2 separate regions of the Homo sapiens genome follow, and region 1 is linked to region 2. A link is a contact called in ENCODE Hi-C data. All regions are on one chromosome and are shown on one strand. Each heading gives the region's core, a stretch centred on a gene start or an enhancer-like site at or near the end of the contact. The rest is flanking DNA. Distances are from core to core; before and after follow the strand shown. Region 1 holds the start of MACIR (macrophage immunometabolism regulator). Region 2 holds the start of SLCO4C1 (solute carrier organic anion transporter family member 4C1).

Region 1 (3,522 bases), core at 328-2,827, 960 kb before region 2:
ACTTTGCAAAAGGGTCATTTCTACCTCTATAGTGTCAATCCAGCATTACAGGATTTGAGAAAATAAAACAACTAACAACCCTAAATTGTAGGTTGGCTCTTCGGAAAAAAAAAAAAAAGGAAAATGAGTCTAGTAACATCAGAAATATGCAAGAATTGTTCTTTCAGCTAGGAGCGGCAAGCACACTGTAAAATGCCTCCATTCTTCCTGCTCAAATAAAAAGTTCCCAGCTCCAGCTTTACCTGTGCACCACACACACACAAACACACACACACACACACACACACACGGAAATCTTGGTTCCACCCAAATCAGTAACCCACTGGGTTGAAAACTGAGGTGGAAGGAGAGGCAGGGAGTCCCTAAGCGTGTGGAACACTAGCAAGGGGAAAAGGACGGGGCCATCATTCCCTTCGCGTTCCCATCTCCTTTCTGGCGGAGACCTGCAGATTCCACCACTAGAGAGAGTTTGGCAGCTTCACAATGGGGCCGCGTTGCTGGAGGTCTGACTGCCACCCGCCTCGAAACCCCTCTCCTCCGCTTCCCACCTGCCCCAAAGTCCACCCGCGACAGGTGGGGCGAGGGTGGCAATGCCCGACATCTGCCGCTTAAGCTTCTGGCTCGGACCGGGCCCCAATCCACACGCGCACACACGGCCACAGCCGGCCAGTCCACCCCCACTGCACCGGCAGACACTCGGAGGGCGCGGGCGGCCTCGCACGCGGGTTGCAACCAGGACGAGGAGGGTCGGCGAGATCAGACCGCCGGGGCTCGCCCTGAGGTGCTATCTGACCCGGGCAGTCGCACCCTGAGCGCGGCCGGGCACGCAGCCAAAGGTGCCGCCGGCCGGGGAAAGCTACTTCTCAAAGGGGCCTCCAGGCCCGCTGCCCCGCGGTGCGGGAACAGCGGCCAAGGGAGGGAGCGAGCGAGCGTGCGCGCCAACGCGCCCCGACTTCCGCACCGCGGCACCGCGGGAGAGGCGCTCCGGGTCGCCGAGTCCCCGCACCTCCCCAGCGAGCGCACGACGCGCGCACACGGGGGCGCACGCCCCCGCACACTCACACGCGCTGCACACTCACGGCGTCTGCGGCCCCACCCCTGTGCCAGGGAACCGCAAGCTCCCCGCACCCCGCGCGGGCCCCACCCAGTTTACCAGACCCCAGTCCCCTTCGGGTGCCTGGGAACCGGTCCACCAAGGCCAAGGGACGCTGGGGCCGCCCCGCCGCCCATCGCAGAAGCTGGTCCGGCCGGGTTTCCCCAGCACCGCGGGCATCGTGCGCCCGGCCCAGACACGAGGCGGAGAGGAAGGGGCGGCGCCGCGATTAGGGCTGGCACTGGGGATCGGAGCCTGGGGCAAACCCACTCCCCCAAGCCCCCCATAACCACCACCTTTTCTGCAGCACAAAAGGTTACAGACGGAGCCGTCGTCCCCGTGCAACCTACCGATGGCCCAGGGCTCCGCTGCCTCCGCCGTGCCCGGGGCTGCGGAGCGGGAGACAGGGGCGGGAGAGGCGCAGGACTGCGGCGCCGAGATCCAGGCAGAGGCCGCCAGCCGAGCCAGCCGGGTACCCTCTCCTCTCCCACCGCGCTCGGCGCCAGCTACCGCCCTGCTTAGTCCCCGCCCCCTCCTCCGCCTCCTCCTCCGCCTCCTCCTCCGCCCGCCTTCCCGCCTCCTCCCTCTGGCTGCAGAGGCGCAGCCCGTCAGCGCTGAGCCCGCCTCCTGCGCCCAGCTCTCAGACACCCGGAGGAAGGGCGGGCCGGCTGGCTGCAGAAAGGCGCTAAGAGGCCAGAAGAAGTTGGCGGGGGTGGGCGGGGTTGTTGACTGGTGGTGGGGAGGAGGAGTCGCAACACCCGCTCTCTAGTCTAAACCCAGCACTCCAACTAAAGAGCTCCAACTTGCGGACCTGGGAACACTCCGGCTTCCTCAGTTAAGTGGTGTGCTGATATTTGTCACTTGTGAGTCTCTGCTTAAAGGGCTCAGCACTAAGCAAAAGTACAGAAAACTAGAAGGCCATGAAATTAAAAATTATAGGATCAGTCTACGAAAACTCGTAATACCCAGTGAAGGTGGCGGGGTGGGGCGGGGGGGGGAGTTCAAATTCAGATTCTGATTGGATTAACTATTTTTTAATTTGCACAAATGTTGATCTTGTCTATTATTGTAATAAATTATTTTCTTTGATGAAGATTTGCTTCTCTCAATTCATGTACATTTCTGCCGAACTGGTTAAGCTCAGCAATAAGAATATTTACTGGCATGCATATCCAAATTTACATCTCTCAATAACCATTCTGTGAGGAAGTAACCAATTATGATCCACATTTTAAAAATGCAGAAAGTTTAGGTCATATGCCTACTGAGTGGCTAAGGCTGAATGTGTACGCAGTCGGTGAACCCCAAAATTGTTTATAAGTGTTATAAATTTCGGTACCAGTGTCCAATCAAGAGAGTTTTATTTTTTAAAAGACAAAATGCTTTATCTTAACATAAAAGACATAAATCTGGAGTAGATTAATATAAGTTTAAACGAGTCTTGATTCACACTTGTTCCAGAATCTACATATGTTCCTGATAATATAAAGGCAAAAAATATATAAACACCTCTAGTCCAACAGAACCACTCCCGGAGGCCGCTCAGCTATAAGCCATTTTATGCTACTGCTTATGTGCCCTAAAATAAGTAAAGGAAGGTAGAGGGAAGAATAAGTTTTAAGGAATGTTCCCTAAACAATTTTACAAAACATCAGTTACTTTTTTTCCCGACATAGATTTGCATGTAATTTCAAAAATATAGAAGCTAGCACAACATAATATGAATAAATAAATGAAGAAACTTTTTTTGCATCAGTACATTAGGAGAATACACCGAGAATTATTTCCGATTATAATCTGTTTGACACAATAGTGTATTGTCCTGATGATCATTCTCATAAAACCACCTCCAAAACATTGTATATTTTATATTAAGAGACTTAATTTCATTTCTTCCTGTCTGAAATCTTATAACTTTTTCAGAAGAATGTCTTGTACTTGCCCTTTGCGCTGAGAGTTTGGCAGTGTGCTTTGGCCAAAAGCAATAAAGTTCCCCTCTTAGTTTATTAGGCTCAAGGCTAGCTCTCTTGAGGGCATTGTCTCCAAATTGCCTCCCTCCCTGGGTGGTGTTCTATGCTCCCATCCTAACCCTGAATCTTCACCCAATCAGAACCTAAGTCAGTTCTTGAGTGTCACAAAGAACACCTAATAAACCAATTCACCATGCAGTAATGGTTGATAATAGCTTTATGTGTGGCTCCATCAAGGATATGTTTATGCCACCTAGAGATACTGACTGGGTATTGTCTTCACTCGGATTGGATGTGGGTTGCAAGTGCCGTGGCTGAGGGGCATATAAGAGGTGCAAGTTAATGCAGAATCCCTTCCCAGAGCTTTTTAGTGTTTTAGGAAGATCTCTTCAACCTATAAAGAAAAATGGCATTCATATAAAGGGTTAGGCCCAAATGTAGAATAGACCCAGAGCCCTG
Region 2 (3,179 bases), core at 352-2,851:
CACCTAGGACACAAGAATTTTTTGTGTCTGTGTTAAGTGAAAGAATGAATGACTAAATTGTACCTACCATGACACAATGGTGTTAAGCTCTTCGAAGTGTTTTTCTTATTTATTCCACAGTTAGACATGTATTATTATTATTATTATTATTATTAAGAGACAGAGTTTCACTCTTTCACCCAGACTGGATTGAAGTGGCACAATCTCGGTTCACTGTACCCTCCACCTTCCGAGTTCAAATGATTCTCCTGCCTCAGCCTCCCAAGTAGCTGGGATTACAGGCCTGCACCACCACACCTGGCTAATTTTTGTATTTTTAGTAAAGACAGTGTTTCACCATGTTGGCCAGGCTAATCTTGAACTCCTGACCTCAGGTAATCCACCCGCCTCAGCCTCCCAAAGTGCTAGGATTACAGGCGTGAGCCACCGCGCCTGGCCCGGTAGAAATTATTTACATGATTGTCATCACTGTATATCTTACATATGCAATATACAGCAGAGAGACAATTTCTGGTCCTTCAGTTTCGGAGAAGGAAAAGCAAAGCAGTGGTTATGCTGTGATGTTCATCCTGGTGGTGATGGGGGTGGGGTGGGGTGGATTTCTTTTTCTAAGGAGGACTGAGGCAGGAAAATAGGGTCTGGAGGCAGGAAACATAAGGCCTATTCACACTTCAGCTGTAACAGGAAATATCCTCTCCATAGGGCGTAGGCCATAAATGACTTTGTAACTTTACTTCATCTTCTCCCTTTACATAGGGCATACCCAAAGTAACCAATGGAATCCTCTAGGGGGTATTTAAACTCCCCAAAATTCTGTAACCGGGCCTTTGAGCCCCTATGCTCGCCCGTTCCCACACTGTGGAGTGTACTTTCATTTTCAATAAACCCCTTCATTCCTTCCTTGCTTTGTTTGTGCGTTTTCTTCAATTCTTTCTTCAAGATGCCAAGAACCTGGACACCTTCTACCAGTAACAGGATGACAGGCAAGAGTCTTATCAAGATGCTCATGAACCAAAGTATACCTCTGACGTCTTGATTCTTGGAGTCCAAGCCTAGACTGCTTTGGTAAGCAGCAAAGGAAGAAAACGCAAGATAGTTTCCTGAACAATCTCCTGATGCAACTGTTTACAGGTTTCATGTCAGCACCCAAGGGGAGCTTATGGCCAGAGACTCCCACAGTCTCTGTGTGTTCCCAGTGCTTGGGCTCAAGGGAGGCGCGCTGCGGGCTGAAGGCTCAGGTCAGAACCGCAGGGGCTTGGGCGGAGGCGGACTCCGGTCGAAGGCTGTGGGGTGAGAACTCTCGCCCCCTCTACTCGGCCGCCGCCGGGTGGCACGCCCACGCCGCGCCTTCCGGTTGGTCCTTGAGGCGACGGGTGAGGCACAGCTGAGCGCCAAAGCCACAGGCTGGGGCGCTAACGCCCCCGCTCAGCGCTCTGCGCTCCAGACAGCTGCGAGCTGGAGTAGGAAGGTTCAGGCGGTGGCGGAGAGTGCGCTGGAGGCTGGAGGGCCAGGAGGCGGGAAGCTTCCCGCACGGGGGCGCTGTCACCTGCCTGTGGGAGGAGCCAGAGAGGGACCTGGCTCTGCTGCTCTGAAGCACCGGAGTCGGGAGAACCCATCCAGACATGAAGAGCGCCAAAGGTATTGAGAACTTGGCTTTTGTCCCCTCCAGCCCAGACATCCTGCGCCGCTTGTCTGCGTCGCCCTCCCAAATCGAAGTCTCTGCCTTGTCCTCTGACCCCCAAAGAGAGAATTCTCAGCCACAGGAGCTTCAGAAGCCCCAGGAGCCCCAGAAGTCACCAGAGCCATCTCTGCCTTCAGCCCCTCCCAATGTCTCCGAAGAGAAGCTCCGGTCACTGTCGCTGTCCGAGTTTGAGGAGGGGTCTTACGGCTGGAGGAACTTCCATCCTCAATGTCTCCAGCGCTGCAACACACCTGGAGGCTTTCTGCTTCACTACTGCCTCTTGGCCGTCACGCAAGGTAAAGTCCAGCGCCCGCTTGAGGCTCGGGCCAGTGGAGAGCGAGGTGGGCACGGCGAGCCAGCCGGGGGAGAGGGCAGGTGCGCGGGGTCCGTGGGACGGTGGACGCGCCCTGCAAGGTGGCCCCGGGTTTGGAACTTGCTTGCGCTCTCACCAAGGTCAACCTACCGGCCCCCAGCCAGCCTTCCAAAGTTCAGCTTCTCCTTTATCACTACAGTTCAAACTTGCAATACAAGCCTTTTTCTCTTTTGTGTTTTACCTCAGTTTAGCGGATTCAAGACTTACAGGGAAGATTACAAGAACCTTCCTTTGGGAAAGGTATACCCTGGGGAGTTTATTTTACATTATAAAGACAAAAATTTACCTAGGCACTCTTTAAAGGTATTTTACTTTTACATTTGTTTCATTGCCTCAGGGGAAGGAGTAATACGTTTGCAGGTGGGAGTGGGATGCCTTACAAGGAAGAAAGCTATGAAAAATCTATCGTATAAATTAGATACAGACATTCATGTTTTGTGAGTGTATTTAGTTTGAGAGTATGTGGTCACCAGAGGAGCCCAGTGAGTAAATTAGCAAAGGCTCCCGACGTTGTTGAGCCTTAATCTTCATTGTGTTACATTAGTTATCCAGCATCTGTTTTGTTCTAGGATCTCTTTTAGGTTCTCTTGGGAGTTACAGATTCAGTTCAGATTTATACCCTCAGGGGCTTGCAATCTAAGCTCAGTTTGGAGGAGTGATATCCTGGAGGGAGAACAGCTCCCTTGAAAGAAGGCACAGGGAAGGTTAAAGCTGCTTCTGGTGTGTTCAATACAGAGGTTGAAGGAAAATAGGAAGTTAACCTGAGTTGACTTTGAGGAAGGGTGGAGAAGAGGTGGAGAGGAGTCAAGAAGGACATGCCGAAGCTTAGCTGAATTGGAATGTAGATATTTTTTGGTCACTTGAGTCATAGTCCGAGAATATTTTCTGTATAATCAGTCAAGGATTAATTGGAAGAAATACAACCTTAGAAATATAGATTTTAGAGGGTTGGAAACAGCTCATTTTTTAAGTTAATAGAAAACTAAGTCAAAGCCTAAGTATACTTTTTGTTCTTATTCTTCCTCTTCAAGGAACCCAGGGCCCCTTGCTTTGCGCATTAGATGCTAAGTAACCATTTATTGATTGCAAGTCCGCTGCAGCTCTTCTACTGAAGGTAGATTTGTG

What was found. A loop is a pair of places that touch in the nucleus more often than their neighbours do. Pooled maps may share reads with other maps.
Region 1: a loop to region 2 is called in a map of naive thymus-derived CD4-positive, alpha-beta T cell, with 3 times the contacts of the local background. The contact joins the promoter of MACIR here to the promoter of SLCO4C1 in region 2. A Hi-C loop is called at or near these places in 1 of 168 maps with a recorded cell type or tissue (naive thymus-derived CD4-positive, alpha-beta T cell), 9 of 37 single-sample maps with no recorded cell type and 11 of 50 pooled maps.

Annotation. Positions count from the first base shown.
Region 1 is chr5:103,256,818-103,260,339 of GRCh38, reverse strand. MACIR (macrophage immunometabolism regulator) reads right to left here and starts at 1,577. Exons shown (of 3, transcript NM_033211.4): 1 at 1,444-1,577. RefSeq lists silencers at 817-1,196, 1,407-1,916.
Region 2 is chr5:102,294,706-102,297,884 of GRCh38, reverse strand. SLCO4C1 (solute carrier organic anion transporter family member 4C1) reads left to right here and starts at 1,601. Exons shown (of 13, transcript NM_180991.5): 1 at 1,601-1,977. The coding sequence starts at 1,623. RefSeq lists an enhancer at 1,636-1,835.